7 separate regions of the Homo sapiens genome follow, and regions 1, 2, 3, 5, 6 and 7 are each linked to region 4. Evidence: chromatin contacts called from ENCODE Hi-C or POLR2A ChIA-PET data. All regions are on one chromosome and are shown on one strand. Each heading gives the region's core, a stretch centred on a gene start or an enhancer-like site at or near the end of the contact. The rest is flanking DNA. Distances are from core to core; before and after follow the strand shown.

Region 1 (2,741 bases), core at 43-2,542, 370 kb before region 4:
TCCAGTTTCAATTTAATTTAAGCTTGAGTCAATCAGAAAGTAAAAAACATGCACATAAAAACACTAATGAAACATCTTTATAGATTTTTCTCATTTAATTTGTTTCTAGAACCATTATCTAAAGTTGAGCCAAAAGAGCTCAAGTTGAGTATTTTTCTAAAAGTCACGTGGAAATAATAAAGATTAGACAGTTTTGATGGAAATAAATGCAGATTTTAAAATAACTTCTAGAAATTATGACATATAAGAAATCAATTCAGAGAAGAGTATTCTTGGGCCAGACACATTGGCTCACGCCTGTAATCCCAGCAATTTGGGAGGCAGAGGCGGGAGGATTGCTTGAGCTCAGAAGCTCAAGACCAGCATGGGCAACATGACAAAACCTAGTCTCTACAAAAAAATGCAAAAATTAGCTGGGCATGGTGGTGCATGCCTGTAGTCACAGCAGCTAGTGAGGCTGAGGTGGGAGGATCACCTGAGCCGGGAAGGTCAAAGCTGCAGTGAGCCAAGATGGCGCCACTGCACTCCAGCCTGGGTGACAAAGTGAGACCCTGACTGAAGAAAAAAAAAAGAAAAAGAACAATGCTCTTTGGGAGCTTTAGATAAAATTACATCTTCTCGTAGGACTCTTATGGTTTCATAATTATTTTCCTCTGATTTTAGAGTAAAAGGCGATTTGAACGCGATTGCAAAGAGGCGGACAGGGCGCAGCAGTACTTTGAGAAAATGGACGCTGACATCAATGTCACAAAAGCGGATGTTGAAAAGGTGAGGTGAAAGCTCAAGTGTGGGCCGGGCACGGTGGCTCACGCCTGTAATCCCAGCACTTTGGGAGGCTGAGGTGAGCGGATCACCTGAGGCCAGGAGTTCGAGACCAGCCTGGCCAAGATGGTGAAACCCCATCTCTACGAAAAACACAAAAATTAGCTGAGTGCAGTGGCAGGCACCTATAATCCCAACTACTAGGGAGGCTGAGGCAGGAGAATCGCTTGAGCCCAGGAGGCGTTGGCTGCAGTGAGCCAAGATCACGCCACTGCACTCCAGCCTGGGTAACAAGAGCGAAACTATCGCCAAAAAAAAAAAAAGACAAAAGAAAGCTCAAGTGTGTCTTTCATTTCCCCTGTGAGTGTTCATCACCGACCACCCATCCCCAAGTTCTCATTTCTAATGTAGCCACAAAAGGCGCTACATGGGGAATCATTTTCATTTTGTGTCAACCATTGTGGGGACCAGAAGCTCAAGTGTGGGGAATCTTCGGTGTTAGAATTTGAGACGTTTTATCTGTTGAGTCACCAGGGTGATAAAGTGGAGACTTAGACTATGAACAGTCTGGGAACAACGTTCCAGAAGGTTGTGGCTCTTAATGGCTTTTCAAAGAGAAAGTCAATTTCTTGAGAGCCGGAGGAGACAGGACAGGGCCATCTGGAAGAGCTTGGCTGCTTATAATGGTTCCTTTAGAGCAATAGTCTCACTGCTTGCCTGACTTCTAATTGATTCCTCCTGGTTGATAACAGTGAGGTTGTAGTTGAAGCCTTGCATATTTCAGTCCTCTCAAAAGCTTTTCTCTAAATGGACTTGTATTGCCAACTAGAAATATTATAAAGTGTATACTGTTTCTCATTGTGGCTCAATATGCGTTTTTTCCCTAGAAGCTGAATTTTATTTTTATTAAAGTCATCAATACAATGTAAACAAAATTAGGCTTTTACATAACAAGGACTCATTCATGATGCCCATGGTTGTTTGGGCATTCATAGCTTCATGCTGTATGTGGGTGAAAGCACTGAGTTTTTATAGATTTGTTGAGCTTTTGACAGATCAGTTAGAGTTGAGTTTAGTTGGGAAATGGTGTGAACTATTATTTGCCAAATTCTGCCAAATTCCTTGCTTAAAGACTAGGTATACGTTAATATTAGTATGCCTTTCTCTAAAATTATTAAATATATTAAAATACATATTCTTGCCAGGTGCTGTGGCACATACCCCTAGACTCAGCTACTTAGGAGACTGAAGCAAGAGGATTGCTTGAGCCCAGGAGTCCAGACTGGGCAACATAACGAGACCCCATCTCAGGAGCAGGGGAGTGTTCTCAATATCTGTATTTGATCTCAAAATGGAGATACTTACTTTACCAAAAGACATTAATTTGCTGCTAAAGTTAAATATTTAAAATGTTATTCAATTAAAATAAGTTAGATTAGCCCAAAGTTTCAAAAGATATTTTATGTTGAATGAGGCAAATCAGTGTATGTATCATTCATATATGTGTGTGTGTGTGTGTGTGTGTGTGTGCGCGCTAAAAGAAGTATATATGTATATATTTTAGAGATACCGAGATATGGTCTCTTTTTATTTTATTTTTTATGTTTATTTATTTATTTTTATTTTTTATTTTATTTTATTTTTTGAGACAGAGTCTCGCTGTATCGCCTAGGCTGGAGTGCAGTGGTGTGATCTTGGCTAACAACAACCTCTGTCTTCAGGGCTCAAGTGATCCTCCTGCCTCAGCCTCCTGAGTAGCTGGGACTACAGGAGCCCACCACACCCTGCTAATGACCCTGTCTCTAAATAAATAATTTTTTTTTTTTTTTTGGTGTGGTGTATGGGCTCATGCCTATAATCCCAGCACTTTGGGAGGCCAAGGTGAGCAGATTGTTTGAGTCCAGGAGTTCAGATCCAGCCTGGGCAACATGGTGAGACCCTTTCTCCATAAAAAATACAGAAAAATTAGTGGAGCATGG
Region 2 (2,700 bases), core at 54-2,553, 350 kb after region 4:
TTCAGAGCTAAATGCACAGCCATTTAAGGACGCAGAGACCCTCTCCTCCCAGGAGTGGAGAACCCCCAGGGGTCCCTGAAGCCTGCAAAATTGGGGGAACTGAAGCTTCTCGGAGCCCTCTCGCTCCCGCCTGCCTCATGGCTGTTCATTTCTGCAGAATCTGGGGGCTGAGGCTCTGGCGTGTGACTCACCTCCCTCCCTCCCTTCCTCCCTTCCTCTCTCTGAGTAAATGTCAAGTAACATTAGTTATCCCGTCTCCCTCCCTCGGCAGCACCCCCCTCCCTGTTTTTGGCGGTGCTGTTTACCTCGGCAGGATCAATCAGCGTTCAGGGAGAAAATAGAAACCCTTTTAGATCCAATTAATGAAAATTGGGCAGAAGGAATGTGCCTGTTTAAAATTTCACTACCTGGGCAGGGATGGAGGTGAGGACTGGAGATGAGGGAGGTGGGCTAGAATCAGGCCTGGCCCGGCAGCAAGCCCCTGGACTCCTCCAGCGTTTGGAAGAGGAACCTCAATATCTGAAGGGGAGAGGGCTGGGAGGGGCCCCAGAACCAGGCCCTGGCCAAGCGCTGTCTATAGGCACGGTACTTCCAGAGCTGAAAACAGCCGCTGGGCTACATCCTTGCAGGGCAAGCAGAAAAAATGATTGTGGGGAGGGGCCGGGGGCAGGGGGGAGGTTGAGGGGAGGGAAAGAGAATGAAAGCAGCCCCTACCACACACAGGCTTGGCTTTGGGTAGGACCCCCGGCTGCCCCGTGTTCCCAGGACCCCTAGCCCCCAGGAACACACCATGTCATTCCAAAGCCCTGTGTCTCAGGAACTGTGCTGGGGACTGAGGCCTCCACTATGAGGCCCGTGGTCTCGTGGTAAGCAGCCGTGGCTCTGTCCCCAGCTCTGCCACTGCTGGCTGCATGATCTTGAACAAGCAGCTGGCCCTCGCAGCCACTTTTCCTTTGCATCTGTAAAATGGGATGATCACGTGTGTGCCTCACAGGGCAACTGGGAGGGTGAAATAGGAAAAGGTGCAAAAAGTCCTTGGCACGGGGTCTGCCCTCCCCCAGAGTCTGCTCGCCCACCCAGCATCCTCCCCACCCACCCCAGAGCCTGTCCCTGCAGCCCCAGGGCTGCCCAGCTCCAAGAACTCCCAACTGCACACTTATCTCAGCAAAGACCCACTGAGTCCCCCTAGACTGCCGTGTAAGGTGAGCCTTGTCACTCACCCGTCTCATGGGAGAGGACAGACTTGAAGAGTCAGAGCAGCACCTGCAACGGGGCCGATGGCTCCAGGACACAGCCTGGCTCTGCCTGACCCCGCCCCGCAGCAGCAGTGGCTCCCTAACCTTGGGCACTGCAGCTTTGAGGATCGTGAGCACCCACAGTCCCACCCCCAGGACCTAAGCTGCTGGGGCAGGGATGTGAGCTTCTCACGTGCCCCACCTGCAGCAACAGGATGTGGTTTGAAAGGATGAAAGAATGAAGTTGACAGTCTTCAAAGCACTTTTGCATCCTTAAAGTGACTGTAGGCACTATTCCAATGACCTCACCTTTGGGCCTCAGTTGACTTGTCTGTAGAATGGGAGCTGAAGCAAATGTGTCACATGCCTGCAGCTTCATCACTGCGTCCAGGCAAGCTCCAGGAAGGGGACAGACCCCAGCAGGCGCGTGGCCCCCTGCACCCACTGTGTGTCCTTCAGTTCACTTTCTGCATCCCCTACCCACCCCCTGACAACACAGTGGTGAGGGGCACCAATGGGAGTCCTCACCAAAGGCCTGCACTTCGGGGTTGCCCAGGGCAACCTCTACCAACGAGGGCTGGGACGCTGGAGGGATGAGGGCTGCTTTCCATATACCCCTTGGAGGGGCCCAGTAGGGATGGAGGCCACCCTGCCCACAGTGGTGACCAGCCCCATGACACCCTAACATGGGCTTCTCCTGCTCAGCCTCACTCTCCCACCCCCTCACACAGCCCCCTCGGAGCCCTTCCCTTTTGCACCTGAGTCTTCATCACAGGCTCTGTTTTCAGGGCAACCAGGCTAAGACAGGGATGAAAAATAGCAACGACAATAACAACAACTTTATGAGCCTATGCGATGACCTCATGAGCTCATGGTGGCCCAAAAGGAGCCCGAGCACAGTGGGGGGTGGGGGTGGTGACGGGCCTGGCCTGGAGCAGGTGCTTAATGGACAGGTGCAGTCTCCCAAGCAGAGCGGGCGTCCATTCATTCATTCCACTCACGCCATGCATGGCCAAGCCAGGGCTCAGTCCCAAGAGTGGGACAGTTCCTGCCCTCGAGGACCATACCCTCGTAGAACAGATGGGCAAGCCAACCAAGGGGTACACAGCCAAGTGACAGGGTCCATGTCCAAGTGGCATAGTGCAATGGGAGAGGGAAGAAGGGCCTTTCCAGGGTGAGGAAGGCGTCCAGATTGGGGGAAAGGAGGCCGGGCAGGAAAGGTGTTCCAGCAGAGGGAACAGCTGGAGCAAAGGATCCAAGACAGAGGATGGCATGGGGGTGGGGGCAGGGTGGGCAGGGATGAGGCTGGAGAGGCCCAGAGGCACGAGCTCCCAGCAGGCCATGTTCCCTGCCAACCAGGCCTACATTAGCTGTGGGGTGATGCCTGGTTTCTGGCACTGGCAGAGGCACCAAGGCTTGTGTGGCCCAGATGTCCCTCCACCCTGCCAGCAGCAGCTGGGACTTT
Region 3 (2,700 bases), core at 125-2,624, 440 kb after region 4:
GAGCATGGAGCTGTGTAACCAGTTTCACTCTCTGGACAGGGCCCTCTGAGCAAGCAACCAGGAGGCACCCTGTCGGCTTTGTCGGCTTTGTCTGCCAGGGGCCTGCCCGGCAAGGGCTCCGAGGCAAAGGCAGGCAGATGGGCACTGGAAGACAAGAGCCCCTGCCTCCTGGCCAGCCTCGCCTACCAGGGCCAAAGAACAGATCCTCAAAAGGCCTCTGGCAGAGCCAGGGCTAGGCCCATGTCCTGGAGCTCCAGTGGCCCTGGGCCCCTACACACAGAAAGGCCAGAGAGGTAGTTTCTTTGGAGGGGCTGCAGGCTGCCCCCAGGCCTTCAGTACCCCAGGGTCTCCCTAAGTCCTTCAGGGAGGTTACAGTCCTTTGCCTGTAACTCTGGCAAAGGAAAACAGACGAGTGGGAGAAAAAGGAATCGGGGCTGGAAGACAAAGAAAAAATTAGCTCATTCTAGCCACAAAGGGAGAAGAGAAAGAACCAGAATGAGCGAGCGAGCTGCAGCCCGCAGTGACCCCAGGGGAATCGTGTGAGTCAGAGCAGCCATATTGAGCAGGAAATTACTCACAGACGCTGCGTTCCTGCCTCTCCACTCCCCAGAGAATCGGCCTTTTGTAAATGGCTCCTCTGTCAGTAACTGGGGGGATGGGCGGGGGTGGGGAGGCTCTGCACAGCGCCTTCCTGTCAGCTCCTTCCCTTCCAGCTGAAATCTGATCCCTCCCTTCCCAAAACTCCAAATTTAGAAGCCAGATTGAAACTGAAATTCTTTTCCTGCCTGCCCTGGGCTCTTAAAGGCGCCAGGGCTGCATTTACAGAGGCTGTAGAGGCCCTGCAAGGTGGGGTCCCTCACCTAGGATGCCCACGGGTATCAGGGCAGTCTTGGCATGAGACCCTGAAAGGGCTGCCTGATTCCACTCCCAAGTTCTCGGTGTTTTAGTTAATCTCCCAGTTAAAAGAGCACCATGGTGAATCCAGGGTCTCCAGAGGAAACACTGCCTCCTTCCCAAGCAAGGCGTACAGAACTCCATGCAAGCCTCCAGGTCCCCAGTGAGCTAGGCCAGGCCACTCACCAACTAGGGACTGCAAAATGCTGCTCACTGCTCCGAGGTGGAAGAGGGTGGGCGCTCTGGAGAACCAACACAACGTGTGCTGCAACCAGCGGCCACGTGGCAAGATGGGCCCTTGCTGCAGCCACCCCGGCTCCTGGGCACACTCCTCCTAGGGTCTACTGTTGAACACCATGCCCAAGAGCCTAGACCCAAAGTGAAAACCCGGACCTGTGGAGAAGGTGCGGAACAGCCAACAACTCTAGGCACGCCCTCCCCTCCCTGTTCCTTCTGCTGCCTCAAATAAATGTCACCAAACCCTCTCCAAGTTCAGTGTGCCTCTCCTGCCACCTAGTGGCTACTTTGAGATTTCCTCTACTGGAGGAACTGGGTCCCAAACTTTGGAAAAGCTTTTGGGGTGTTTATACCAACAAAATCAACCAACCAACTAAAGACAAAATTTTACCATGGAATCAATTCCCAAAATCCTGGAGGCCAGGCCTGGCATGCCTCCTAGTTAGAATACCGACAGGGACCCAGAGGCCTGGCCAGCCGCCGGGGGAGCCCAAACAGCTCAGCCTTTCAGCCACACCCAAGAACTCAGTGTGGCATCTGCACCCTTCTTCCCACCCTGCTCCTCCAGCTTATCCTGAGGTCCCCCAGGGCTCCGCAGACCCCCACATTCCACTCCACAGAGAGCAGCGCGTGACTGGCTTTCAAGGCAGTGAGCCAGGCTGCCCCCAAGTCCTCCCGACCTTGGGCCTGCCACACTGCTGAGGGCAGCAGATCTCCGGGAATGAAGTGGTGGCCGCCCAGCCGTCAGTCCCGGCTCCATTTGCTGACTTGGAAAAAATGTGTCATTCCCCTCTGGCCTCTGGAGTTTGGCAGAAGCCTGAGCCGAATGTTGACCAGGAAGAGCCTGGAGCCAAGGCTGCTGGTTATAACCCAGCTTTCTCCACCTCGTCGGGGGCTCAGAATACACAGCCCGGACGGAGAGCAGCCCCCGTGGCCAGCATCCACAGGCCTGCTAGGAACCTCACTGAGGCAGCAGACATCCGTGCTGGTGTCGGGAAAGGGACTGAGGAGGGATAGAACTCTCAAACCCTCTCCAGATAGCTGAGCGAGGGCGCCCTTTGGAAACTGGGGCATGGGGATGGCAGAGAGGATGAGAAGTCCTAACACCTCCCTCAAGAGAGGTCCAGAGAGCAGAGGGTCCCCAGCTTTCCTGTGCAGTCGCCTGGCACGTGTGTTTAGATGCAGGTTCCTGGCTCTTGTCCCCTAAGATTCTGATGCAATAAGCTGGGATGGAGGGCCCAGGAATGTGCGTTTTAACAAACACACTAGGAGATCTCGCACAAGTGGTCCAGGGCCCACTGCAAGGAATCCTGCCTTGGTGAGACAATAACTTCCAGTTCCAGAACCCAGCCGTGGGGCTGGCTATCCAGTGACTGCCACCACAGGCCAGGCCTGCGCACTCCCACTCCAGCACTTTGCTCGGGCCCACGTCCTCAGGCACTGACAGAGACGTGTCCCTTCGACAGAAAAGCTGTCTGCACCAGAAGTTCGCTCCATCTCCTCTGGTGGTTTCATTTTACACATCCACAGCACATGGTTCTACAGACCCTTGTGGGGCCCCACCGAAAG
Region 4 (2,700 bases), core at 26-2,525:
TGCTCCCTCTGCTATAAAGACCTAACAGACCCTCCCAGGCTTTACCCCATCTCTGATTTCATTCACATTTCACCTGTGTCTTCTAAAACAGTAATCTTTCTTTATTCCTTCTTTTCCCCTTCTTCCCTCCCCTCCCTCCCTCCCTCCCTCCCTTCCTTCTTTCCCTCTTCTCACTCTTTCTTCTCTTTCTTTCTCTCCTTCCTTGCTATGTCACCAGGCTGGAGTATAGTGGCACAATCATAGCTCACTGCAACCTCTGCCTCCCAGGCTCAAGAGATCCTCCCACCTCAGCCTCCTGAGTAGCTGGATTACAGGCCTGTGCCACCACACCTGGCTAATTTTTGTATTTTTTGTAGAGACGGGGTTTTGTCATGTTGCCTAGGCTGGTCTTGAACTCCTGGGCTCAAGCTATCTGCCTGCCTAGGCCTCCCAAAGTGCTGGGATTATAGGTGTGAGCCACCACACCCCACCCAAAACCATGATCTCTCGTTGAACATCTACTATGTGTCAGGAACTTGCTGAGCACTTTGCCTCAGAGAGAGGAAGGGGAGTGGCTTGCCCAGGTCCCACACCGGGGGAGAGGCAGGGCCAGGCCAGGGGCCCAGGACCCCCGACTCTTGAGGCCTGTGCTCTGAATCACAGAGCTGAGCGGCCTCCTTCTGTGCTCCTTCATTCCCTTTGCAGGGACACTCTTCCCTGCTCTTCCCAGTTAGATGGTAGCTAGCTGCCTCCTTCTTCAAGAGTCCTCCCAGGGTCGGTCCATGCCTCCTCCACTCCCCACCACGTTCTCTGGCCCATCGTTCATAGCTCTTTTCATAACCACCACGACTTCCTTCTTTGTTTACATGATTATTGTCTCTCTCCCCAACTAGACAGTGATTCCCAGAGGGCAGGGGCTGTGCATGTTACTCTCTGCTGTGCCTCGTTAAAGAGGATCTGGTTGTGCTTCCAACAGGGCAGACTTCAAATCACACCGGTTTAAACAATCAAGGGTTTATTTCTTGCTCAAGTAAATCTAAGCAGTCCAGGGCTGGTAGGGGCTTCATGGCCCCTAGGGGCTCCAGCTCCTATTGCTTTGTTGCTCTGCTATTCTCAACACACGGCTTCAACCTCACAGTGCACAACAGCTGCTCCTGCTCCAGACTCCATGCTCACATTCTGGTCAGCAGAAAGGAGAAGAAAAGGAGAAGGCATTGCCCCTGTCCTTTAAAGAAAACTCCCAGGAAGTGGGCCAAACCACTTCTCCTGGCATCTCATTGGCCAGAACTTGATCACATGGTCACATCTAGCAGCAAGGGATGCTGGGAAATGTAGTTTTGGGCCAGGTGGCCATACACCCAGCTAAGGATGGGGTGAACTATTCTTATGGAAGAGGAGAGAAGAGACCAGCAGCCTATGTCACAGTCCCCATCTCCTGGCTCATAATAATAATAGTAGTAGTAATAATAATAATAGCTGATATGTATTTAGTACTTTACTTTGTAGTAACTCATTTAATCCTTGCAATAACACTCAAGGTGGGGAAACGGAGGAACGGTATTGGTCAAATCACCTATCCAAGGCCACCTGGCTGGTAAATAGCAGAGCTAGGATTTCAATCTAGGGCCACCTGGTTCCAGAGCTGACACTTCTCTACTTCTCCACCATCCCTGTTTAATCACTATAGAGTGGATGACGCAACCTACTGAATTTGCTCTTGTCCGTATGGGCCCCTTAAAGGGGCTGGGCACACAACAATGTAGGTTCCTCGCCCTGCCCCTTGGGCTGGCTCAGGGCCTGAGCTGTGGCCTCCAGGGCTGAGCCTGGCCTGATCCAAGAGGACTTAGAGAGACCAGCTCCTGGGGGTTGGGGGTTTTGCTCCTGAGCAGGGAAGGAAGGGCAGGGACATCTATGATGGAGGGTTCCAGAGAACCAGTGGGGAGAAGGGACATGGAGGCAACCTCTGACCTCCTTCCAAAACTGAAACTGAGTCAGTGTGAAACGAGGACCTTTCCAGGGCAGAGCAGAGCCTGGGGTGGCCCTGCCGAGACTCCTGGGGTGCCCTGATCTTAGTGGAGGTGAAGGGATGGACAGGCTCTTGTCGGGTCCGAGAGAAGCCCAGGGATGTAGCCTGCCCAGCGAGTCTCTAGCTGTCTCCCTTGGGCAGTGGCTGCTTCCTCCTGGGGACATTTTCCTACTCAATCTGGGTTTCATGCAGAAAGAGGAGGTCACAGGGACTCTGGAAAGACCTGGCTTCCAATCTGTGGTACTGTCCTCTAGAGATAGAGACCTCAGACAATCAGAGGGTGCCACTCTCTCCTCCACCCAGCCCTGCCTTGGGCACTAGGTTATCCACCTGTCAGGCCCCTGCAGGCTTCCCTGCTGTGCCTGGGAAGCCCAAGCTCCTGGTTCTTGTCCACATAGCCAAGGTCCCCAGTGCCTTTCTCTGAAGTAGGTGGTTGTGACCTTTTCTGTGCTGTGGGCTGCTGTGGCATCTGGTGACACCTTCATGCCCTGTCTTCTTTGTACATGCATAACAAATACGTAGGATTACACAGGAAACCGAGTCACTGGAAATATGGCTATCAAGATATTTTTAAAAACCACATTTAAAAACCACATTTGTGGCAAGGTGTGGTGGCTCATGCCTGTAATCCCAGTACTTTGGGAGGCTGAGGCAGCCGGATCACCTGAGGTCAGGAGTTCCAGACCAGCCTGGCC
Region 5 (2,700 bases), core at 192-2,691, 380 kb after region 4:
GCAGGGAAGTCATGCCCTGAGTCAAGCAGGCTGAGAAGGATCTGCCAGGGTGACCGTGGAAGCAAAAGTCAGGTGCTGCTGACAGTGAGGCCTGGGCTCCCTGCCTCTCCCTTCAGACATGACCAGGGCCACGGAGCACATCCCCCAGGATCTCACGGCCATCACCGCTAGCGCAGCCAACCCAGTTAAGGTTCACTTTTCAATAGCAGAGCCCCAGGCAACTTGCTGGGCCCGCAGACCCCAACATCTGGCACAAATCCTTCCTGCTCCTGCCACATCTGGAATGGGGGAGGGTGTGAAAATGACCCTCCCCTATTTTTCATGGCGGGCTCCTGACAGCTAGAGGCCGGGGAGGAAAAGATTTTTCTTGGACCTCACAGAAGCTCACTCAGCAAAAATCTGTGAGGGTCTCAGTTTCCCCCTCCAAGCAGCAGGGATGTTGCTCCTCCCCATATATCCCATACTCCCTCCTCAAACCCCTTGCTTCTGGGATTTGAGGGGGCATTGTGCCCCCTGAGGATGGCATTGTGCCAGCTCTTGCTGCAGCCCTGCCCTGGGAAGTCTCCTTCCCCTTCCCCTAAGGACACGCCGGGGCCTGAGAAGCAGGACCCCCAGGCTGGTTCCAGGCTCTGCCACTGAACCCTGGTCACGTTCCGCCTGGCCACTCTGCCCGAGAACCCGGCACGCATACTGGATTTGGGGATCAGAAACACTCTTCGCCAGGTGCTTCCCACGGGCCCTACTCACCTCTCCACCCCTCCCAGCGGCCCCTCCCCAGCCGTTCTCTGCCTGCCAGCCTCCCAGGCCTTCTTTTGCTTCCCCTAAAGCCTCGAAGCCCTCCTTCATGCTGTTCCCTCTGACTGGAACACCCTTCCCTGCTCCTGCCCTGGCCAACCCAGGCCTAGTCTGAATGTCACCGGCCCCTGGAAGCCTTGCCCATACCCCAGGTCCGTCAGGCCCCTGTGCCACCCTCCTCCTCTCCGGTGGGGTCATCTGGTGTGTCACTCAAGACTGAATGTCGGTGATCCCCTCCCCCGCCCACCCCGACTTTAAGCGCTGTCCCCAAAGGGCCAGACACACACTCGACAATCAAGGTGTGGCTAACGGAGACCGAAAAGGTTCCAGCGAGATCAAGCGTTTTAAAGCGCCCGGGGTGATGTTTGAGAGAGGAGGGTGGGGGAGTCAAGGGTGGGGCAGGATCCCAGCCCCGCCCCTTAAAGGGTCCCGGGAGTACGCGACAGAACTGTCCTGGGGTCCCCGGCGCAGTAGGATTAATTCAAAAGGCCTGCGGAGGGTGGAGGTCCCCCAGGGGAGGGGTCCTAGGGCCCCGTGAGCCGCGCGGGCGCCGGGCTGCTCCGCGAACGTCCGCGCCAGCGGCTGCCCGGGGGACAGGGCCTGAACTACAACTCCCATGATGCTGTGCGGCATGGCGGGCCCGGGCGGGGCGGGCGCTGGTGGCTCCGCCCCTCGCGGCCTTCTGGGGACTGTAGTTCTACCCGGAGGGGCGCGGCCTGGGTTTTGGGGCGTCTGGGCATTCTTATCGTCTCGGGGAAAGGGGAGCCTCTGCGGCCCGCGAGGAGGAAGGGACTGAGGGCGCTGACTGCCTGCAGGGCGGTCGGTGGCTCCCTTCTCTCCAGCAGCAGCCTCTCCCAGCATCATTTCCCAACAATACCAGCTGCTACAGTATTTAGTGAGCACCTACTATGCGCTAGGCCCTGTGCTGATCTCTTAAAGGACAAAGACAGAGACAGGCATGGTTCTTTGCTGAGCACACAGCCCAGGCAGGGAGACAGGCCAGGGATGTTTAATCACACAAATACATAATTACCTGTGATGGGTCCAAAACAACAGGGGCCACAAGGACGGGGACTTTTGGAACCAAGGACAGACACACAGAGTTAGACCACGGAATGGAATCTTTAGAATTTGAAGGGTGAATTTTATGGGTGGGTTGGGAAAATTCAGAACTAGCCCTGCCAACCCCTTCATTATACCGATGAGGAAATTGGCCCAGAGGCCAGGCGTGGTGGCTCGTGCCTATAATCCCAGCAGTTTGGGAAGTCGAGGTGGGTGGATCACTTGAGGCCAGGAGTTCGAGACCAGCCTGGCCAACATGGTGAAACCCTGTCTCTGCTAAAAATACAAAAATTAGGGAGGCATGGCGGTGCGCACCTGTAGTCACAGCTACTTGGGAGACTAAGACAGGAGAATCGCTTGCCCCAAGGGGGCGGAGGTTGCAGTGAGCCGAGATCATGCCACTGCACTCCAGCCTTGACGACAGAGCGAGACTCTGTCTCAAAAAAAAAAAAAGAAAAAAAAAAATTGTCCCAGAGACAGGAAGGGACTTTCCCGAAGTCACAAGCAGATCAGAGGAAGTTGGTCCAAGGAGGCCCACCCAGATGTTAAACTCCCAAGGACAGGGCCCCGGGTCTTACATGTCTTCTTGGCCCCCTCCCACCCCACCCCACCCCCCATACATGTCTCCCACCCAGCCCTGCATGGTTAGTGTGAGGAACAGCTCCACGGGCAAAGACAGCGAATGCCCTATGTCTGCCCTCAGTGAAAACACAGGGCTCGGGGCCTCGAAAATTGCACACTCCCTTGATGTGGCAGGAAAACAAGATTGACCGCATAGGGCCTCCAAGACCCTTGAATCATCCCTAAGAGAGTGGCCCTTCTACCCTGAGCAGGCAGGCAGAG
Region 6 (2,700 bases), core at 116-2,615, 410 kb after region 4:
ACCTATCTCTGGGAGACTCTGCAGACCTCGTTCATCCTTCAGGGATCCACTCATGGACCCTCCTCAGGCAAACCTCCAGACCATTTCCAAGAGCCTCCAGAGCTGTCTGGGCAGCCCCCACCCCAGGCACCTTTGAAACCCCTGGGAGCAGCAACCAGCCCCCTTCAGGCCTCTTGGTCCAGATAGAGCGCCCCCAGGAATCAGCAATCCTGTCCCTCTCTTCTCCCACTGTCTCAGTCCCCAGCTGGGACCTGAAGGGTTCAGGATAAGAAGGAAAGCTGTGTCAACAGAAGTTAAGTCGGTGAGTCCCCGGGCCTTTGGTATTCACCTCCCGTCTCGAGCGCAGGGTCCTGTCCCAGCTCCTAGCTCCGCCCCCTGGGAACTGTGTGGTTCCCCAAGTCACTCCACTCCTCCGAGCCTCAGGCCCCTCCTCTACAAACGTTAGAGTGAGGCATTGGGGAGTTGCTGGGAAGGGCCTGCCCCATATTAGGCCCATAATAATAGTCCCTATTGTCATTATTATTAGTTAGGCACGAAAGGAAAGGTTACAGAGCTGGTGATTAGGGCACTCAGCGTTTCGGCTCCCAGGACGCTTTTGAGCCTCAGCTGGTCGCGAGGTCCACACACTCCCTGGGTCATGCCTGGCCTCGGAACTCTCTCCATCAGAGAAGGTCAAAATTCACGATGTTTTGGTTTTTCCTGTCAGACAAATGGGGAGGACTTCCCTTCCGCAAGCATTCCCAGAGGCCCCTCGACCAAAAAGTCAAGGAGTCAGGCCCTACATTCTCTGCGGTAGAGGGTACCCCCAAAACCTCGCTCCTTTGATGTTCCCCAGTGTCAAGCCGGCGGCTCCACCAGCCTCCTGTAGAGAGGCCTTGACTCCCGCGGGTCACTCGGGGGGGCGACAGGTGCGCAGGTGGAGGCGCCGCGCCGCTGGGGGAGCGATGAGCGGCGCGCACCTGCCGCAGGTGAGGCCCAGCCGTGCGGAAAGGGGAGGAGCCGTCGCCGCAGCACTCAGGTGAGCCGACCCCCGGCTCCCGGGACCTAAGGCGAGGGCAGCCGCGGGCTTCAACGTGGCCGCTGCCAGGCGACCTATGCTGCAGACTGCGGCCCCGGCGGCTCCGAGTCCCGCGCGGCGCGGCAGCCCCAGGAGAACATTCGAGGCAGCAGCGGCGTTGGAGGCCCGGGGTCCGTTCGGTATTTGAATAGCACAAAGGAACCGCCTTGGTCTGATTGGCCAGCCGAGTAGCCCCGGGGCGGGCTGCGCCTGTCACTCAGGAGACTCTCAGAGCTCCTATTGGCTCTTCTCATGTGGGGCGGGGCCCGGGCACCCGGCTAAATAGCTGGGGCCGGGGCCGGCCGAGACTCATTGCTTTGGCGCCGTCTGGGGAGCGCGAGCCCGCGGGTGGCGCGCGGCGCATGGTGGCGGCTCCTTTCGGAGCGCAGCCGAACCTCTGACCCGGACTCCGTTACCCCTGCCCGGCGCGCCCCGGCGGCCGGCTGGAGGCAGAAACAGCAGAAGCGTTAACAGCAGCAGCGGCGGCGGCTGCTCCGCCGCCGTCTCCGCGGGAGCATGGAGTGCGCCCTGGACGCCCAGAGCCTGATCAGCATCTCCCTGCGCAAGATCCACAGCTCCCGAACCCAGCGCGGCGGCATCAAGCTGCACAAGAACCTCCTGGTGTCCTACGTGCTCCGCAACGCGCGCCAGCTCTACCTGAGCGAGCGCTACGCCGAGCTCTACCGGCGCCAGCAGCAGCAGCAACAGCAGCAGCCGCCCCACCACCAGCACCAGCACCTAGCGTACGCGGCGCCGGGCATGCCGGCCAGCGCGGCCGACTTCGGCCCGCTCCAACTTGGCGGCGGCGGGGACGCGGAGGCGCGCGAGCCGGCCGCCCGGCACCAGCTGCACCAGCTCCACCAGCTCCACCAGCTGCACCTCCAGCAGCAGCTGCACCAGCACCAGCACCCGGCGCCCAGGGGCTGCGCGGCGGCGGCGGCGGCCGGAGCGCCCGCGGGCGGCGCGGGGGCGCTCTCGGAGCTGCCCGGGTGCGCCGCGCTCCAGCCGCCGCACGGCGCGCCCCACCGCGGGCAGCCCTTGGAGCCTCTGCAGCCGGGTCCTGCGCCGCTGCCGCTGCCGCTGCCGCCGCCCGCGCCCGCTGCGCTCTGCCCGCGGGACCCTCGCGCCCCGGCCGCCTGCTCCGCGCCCCCAGGGGCCGCCCCTCCGGCCGCCGCCGCTTCTCCGCCCGCCTCCCCGGCCCCCGCCTCCTCCCCCGGCTTCTACCGGGGCGCATACCCTACCCCTTCGGACTTCGGCTTGCACTGCAGCAGCCAGACCACCGTGCTGGACCTAGACACTCACGTGGTGACCACGGTGGAGAACGGCTACTTGCACCAGGACTGCTGCGCCTCCGCCCACTGCCCCTGCTGTGGCCAGGGCGCTCCGGGACCGGGCCTGGCGTCCGCCGCCGGCTGCAAGCGCAAGTATTACCCTGGCCAGGAGGAGGAGGAAGACGACGAGGAGGATGCGGGCGGGCTGGGGGCCGAGCCCCCCGGGGGCGCCCCGTTCGCCCCCTGCAAGCGCGCCCGCTTCGAGGACTTCTGCCCGGACTCGTCCCCGGACGCGTCCAACATCTCAAACTTGATCTCCATCTTTGGCTCCGGCTTCTCGGGGCTGGTGAGCCGACAGCCGGACTCCTCGGA
Region 7 (2,700 bases), core at 199-2,698, 310 kb after region 4:
GCTACTCAGGAGGCTGAGGCAGGAGAATTGCTTGAACCCGGGAGGTGGAGGTTGCAGTGAACTGAGATCACACCACTGCACTCCAGCCTGGGCAACAGAGCAAGACTTCATCTCAAAAAAAAAACAAGAAAAAAGGTCAAGGCAAATAGGGCTCAACATCAAAATCATTTCAACAGGCATAGAATTGTGGAAATGTTTCCTGCTGTGTCTCCCCTGTTGCTAATTCAGTACATTTTCTCTCTCCCCAGCATCTCCCTACCATAAAACTTAAACCATGAAGCGTTTGGTCCCATGAAGAGCCGTGTGGATACCATCTGCATCCCTGACTAGGGAAGAAGGGGACTGTGACAAAAGGAGAGTCCCTGCTAGACAGCAGCGGGGACTGGAAGCCCCTTTCAGGGCAGGAGGAGGGGAAGGGAGGCTGAAAGTCAGGCGTGAGGCGTCTGGGGGCAGTAGAAAGATTCAGATAGGTTTGGGGGATCCGAGGACATCAGAGCTGGTGCCTATGTCCCCAGGATGCATCCTAAGGGGTCTGCGAGGCTCACCTTAGGCCTGACATTGCACCCAGTGTGGCCAGGCTGCAGCAGATGGAAATGACTGAGGGTCCCCAGTCCCCAGGCAGAGGGGCTGAGGACAGTCTCACAGAGACCCCCAACCCCTGCAGCTGAGTGGAGGAAGCCCAGGAACTGAATGGGATGGTCTTATGGGTTGAAGTGTGTCCCCAAAAAAGATATGCTGCGGCCCTAACCCCCAGTACCTGTGAATGTGACCTTATTTGGAAATAAAGGTCCTTGCAGATATAATTAAGAAGAGGTCATTAGGTGGGGCCTAATCCAATATGAGTGGTGTTCTTAGAAGAAGAGGAAAATGCCATGTGACATTGGAGGCAGAGAGTGGAGAGATGCATTTGTAAGTCTGGGGCTAAAGCCGGAAAGGCAAGAAAGGACCTTCCCCTAGAGGTTTCAGAGGAGGCACGGCACTGCCCACACATTGATTTCAGACTTCTGGCCTCTGGGACTGTGAGAGAACACATTTCTGTGGTTTTCAACCACCGGGTTTGTGGGACTTTATTAGAGCAGCCACAGAAAAAAACAACATATGGGAAGAAGATTGACTGTGAATTGGAAGTTTTCAGGGCAAAGCGAAGTCCAGTCAGCCTCAGAGAACGTGGATGCGGTTCCCGGAGACCAGGGCAGACCAGACCCGCCCCTCCTGAGCAGGTCCAGTGATGGCAAGTAGGGCAAGAGACTCCTGTCCTGGCCCATGCAAGCTTCTCCACACAGCCAGACACCATCTTCAAAAGGAAACAGGAGGGAGACCCCCCCGAGTGCAGAGAAACCACCCTTACAAGGGATAGGGCTTTGAAAGGACCACATATTTTCCTGTAAGAGACGACTTTACAAAAAAAAAAAAAGAGAGACTTTCGGTTTTGTCACCCCTCCTCTCCCCACTGCCAAGACATCAGCAGGAAAGGGGGCACAGGGCAAAAGGAGATCAGATCTGGAAAATCCAGGCTTTTCACACAACTTAGCCCAAGAACGTACATTTCACCCCCTACACTCTTCTGTTTTTTTGTTTTGACACAGAGTCTCACTCTGTTACCCAGGCTGGAGTACAATGGTGCAATCTCAGCTCATTGCAACCTCTGCCTCCCAGGTTCAGGTGATTCTCCTGCCTCAGCCTCCCAAGCAGCTGGGATTACAGGCTCGCGCCATCAAGCCCAGCTAATTTTTGTATTTTTATTCGAGGCGGGGTTTCACCATATTGGCCAGGCTGGTCTCGAACTCCTGACCTCAAGTGATCCACCAACCTTGGCTTCCCAAAGTGCTGAGATTGCAGGCGTGAGCCATCGCGCCTGGCCCCCTACACTCATTTCTACTGATAGTTTCTGCAGAGTTAGGGCACCCTTTTAAGCACCGATACAGGAGAGGCTCAGGCAGGAAACCAAGGTAGGTTTCACAAGTGCATCTGCAGATGGGGCCACCCAGTTGATCACCAGGATGTTCACTGGAGCATGACATACAAACGCAAATGTCAGAAGCAACCTACATATCCACACGGGACTGGGTAAATAAATAATGATAACGGACTCTGTGCCACCATTAAAATTATGCTGTCAAAAGTGGTTTCATGATATGGGCCCAGCATGGTGGCTCATGGCTCTAATCCCAGCAATTTGGGAGGCTGAGGCAGTCGGAACACTTGAGGCCAAGAGTTCAAGACCAGCCTGGCCAACATGGTGAGACCCCATCTCTACTAAAAATACAAAAATTAGGCCAGGCGCAGTGGCTCATGCCTATAATCCCAGCAATTTGGGAGGCCGAGGTGGGCGGATCACCTGATGTTGGAAATTTGAGACCAACCTGACCAACATGGAGAAACCCTGTCTCTACTAAAAATACAAAATTAGCCAGGCGTGGTGGCGCATGCCTGTAATCCCAGCTACTCGGGAGGCTGAGGCAGGAGAATCACTTGAACCTGGGAGGCGGAGATTGCAGTGAGCCAAGATCGCGCCATTTGCACTGCAGCCTGGGCAACGAGAGCGAAACTCCATCTCAAAAATAAATAAATAAATACAAAAATTAGTTGGGCATGGTGGCAGGCGCCTGTAGTCCCAGCTACTTGGTAGGTGGAGGTGGGAGGATCACCTGAGCCAGGGAGGTGGAGGTTGCAGTGAGCCGAGATTGCACCACTGCACTT

What was found. A loop is a pair of places that touch in the nucleus more often than their neighbours do. ChIA-PET counts read pairs that join two places held with the same protein, here RNA polymerase II (POLR2A). Pooled maps may share reads with other maps.
Region 1: POLR2A ChIA-PET joins it to region 4 with 10 read pairs in activated CD4-positive, alpha-beta T cell. The contact joins two enhancer-like sites. A Hi-C loop is called at or near these places in 1 of 50 pooled maps. POLR2A ChIA-PET finds 5 or more read pairs at or near these places in 2 of 52 experiments (activated CD4-positive, alpha-beta T cell and activated naive CD4-positive, alpha-beta T cell).
Region 2: a loop to region 4 is called in a pooled map, with 5 times the contacts of the local background. The contact joins the promoter of IER5L-AS1 here to the enhancer-like site in region 4. A Hi-C loop is called at or near these places in 4 of 50 pooled maps. POLR2A ChIA-PET finds 5 or more read pairs at or near these places in 2 of 52 experiments (activated CD4-positive, alpha-beta T cell and naive thymus-derived CD8-positive, alpha-beta T cell).
Region 3: a loop to region 4 is called in a map with no recorded cell type, with 7 times the contacts of the local background. The contact joins two enhancer-like sites. A Hi-C loop is called at or near these places in 1 of 168 maps with a recorded cell type or tissue (PC-9), 6 of 37 single-sample maps with no recorded cell type and 11 of 50 pooled maps. POLR2A ChIA-PET finds 5 or more read pairs at or near these places in 12 of 52 experiments (A549, AG04449, AG04450 and 9 more).
Region 5: a loop to region 4 is called in a map with no recorded cell type, with 8 times the contacts of the local background. The contact joins two enhancer-like sites. A Hi-C loop is called at or near these places in 1 of 37 single-sample maps with no recorded cell type and 9 of 50 pooled maps. POLR2A ChIA-PET finds 5 or more read pairs at or near these places in 2 of 52 experiments (H1 and WTC11).
Region 6: a loop to region 4 is called in a map with no recorded cell type, with 4 times the contacts of the local background. The contact joins the promoter of IER5L here to the enhancer-like site in region 4. A Hi-C loop is called at or near these places in 2 of 168 maps with a recorded cell type or tissue (GM11168 and PC-9), 2 of 37 single-sample maps with no recorded cell type and 7 of 50 pooled maps. POLR2A ChIA-PET finds 5 or more read pairs at or near these places in 27 of 52 experiments (A549, AG04449, AG04450 and 21 more).
Region 7: a loop to region 4 is called in a pooled map, with 5 times the contacts of the local background. The contact joins two enhancer-like sites. A Hi-C loop is called at or near these places in 6 of 37 single-sample maps with no recorded cell type and 5 of 50 pooled maps. POLR2A ChIA-PET finds 5 or more read pairs at or near these places in 2 of 52 experiments (PC-9 and common myeloid progenitor, CD34-positive).

The regions. Positions count from the first base shown.
Region 1 is chr9:129,955,387-129,958,127 of GRCh38, reverse strand. It overlaps FNBP1 (formin binding protein 1), which reads left to right. Exons shown (of 17, transcript NM_015033.3): 6 at 664-768. Among named protein-coding and RNA genes, the nearest start is that of FNBP1, 86 kb to the left of the region's middle. Within about 2 kb of position 1,292, at least 7 of the 41 ENCODE cell types and tissues checked have a DNase peak (open chromatin) inside an H3K27ac peak, as active enhancers do.
Region 2 is chr9:129,234,832-129,237,531 of GRCh38, reverse strand. IER5L-AS1 (IER5L antisense RNA 1) reads right to left here and starts at 1,303. Exons shown (of 7, transcript NR_187590.1): 1 at 1,221-1,303; 2 at 790-959. RefSeq lists an enhancer at 128-422.
Region 3 is chr9:129,138,030-129,140,729 of GRCh38, reverse strand. All of the region lies in intron 8 of PTPA (protein phosphatase 2 phosphatase activator), which reads right to left. Among named protein-coding and RNA genes, the nearest start is that of PTPA, 28 kb to the right of the region's middle. RefSeq lists enhancers at 1-356, 437-596, 887-936, 357-984, 1,057-1,146 and 1 more. Within about 2 kb of position 1,374, at least 41 of the 41 ENCODE cell types and tissues checked have a DNase peak (open chromatin) inside an H3K27ac peak, as active enhancers do; they include HCT116, where a contact is called at or near this core.
Region 4 is chr9:129,582,831-129,585,530 of GRCh38, reverse strand. It overlaps LOC105376292 (a long non-coding RNA gene), which reads right to left. Exons shown (of 5, transcript NR_188669.1): 5 at 978-1,158. Among named protein-coding and RNA genes, the nearest start is that of C9orf50, 37 kb to the left of the region's middle. RefSeq lists an enhancer at 1,200-1,757. Within about 2 kb of position 1,275, at least 6 of the 41 ENCODE cell types and tissues checked have a DNase peak (open chromatin) inside an H3K27ac peak, as active enhancers do; they include HCT116, where a contact is called at or near this core.
Region 5 is chr9:129,201,677-129,204,376 of GRCh38, reverse strand. All of the region lies in intron 1 of LOC105376289 (a long non-coding RNA gene), which reads right to left. Among named protein-coding and RNA genes, the nearest start is that of IER5L, 25 kb to the right of the region's middle. RefSeq lists a silencer at 1,130-1,539 and an enhancer at 1,293-1,587. Within about 2 kb of position 1,441, at least 29 of the 41 ENCODE cell types and tissues checked have a DNase peak (open chromatin) inside an H3K27ac peak, as active enhancers do.
Region 6 is chr9:129,176,926-129,179,625 of GRCh38, reverse strand. It overlaps IER5L (immediate early response 5 like), which reads left to right and starts at 1,365. Exons shown (of 1, transcript NM_203434.3): 1 at 1,365-2,700. The coding sequence starts at 1,574. RefSeq lists enhancers at 1-480, 481-1,404, 1,142-1,436 and silencers at 1,161-1,540, 1,771-2,110.
Region 7 is chr9:129,269,631-129,272,330 of GRCh38, reverse strand. No RefSeq gene overlaps it. Among named protein-coding and RNA genes, the nearest start is that of LINC02975, 11 kb to the left of the region's middle. Within about 2 kb of position 1,448, at least 6 of the 41 ENCODE cell types and tissues checked have a DNase peak (open chromatin) inside an H3K27ac peak, as active enhancers do.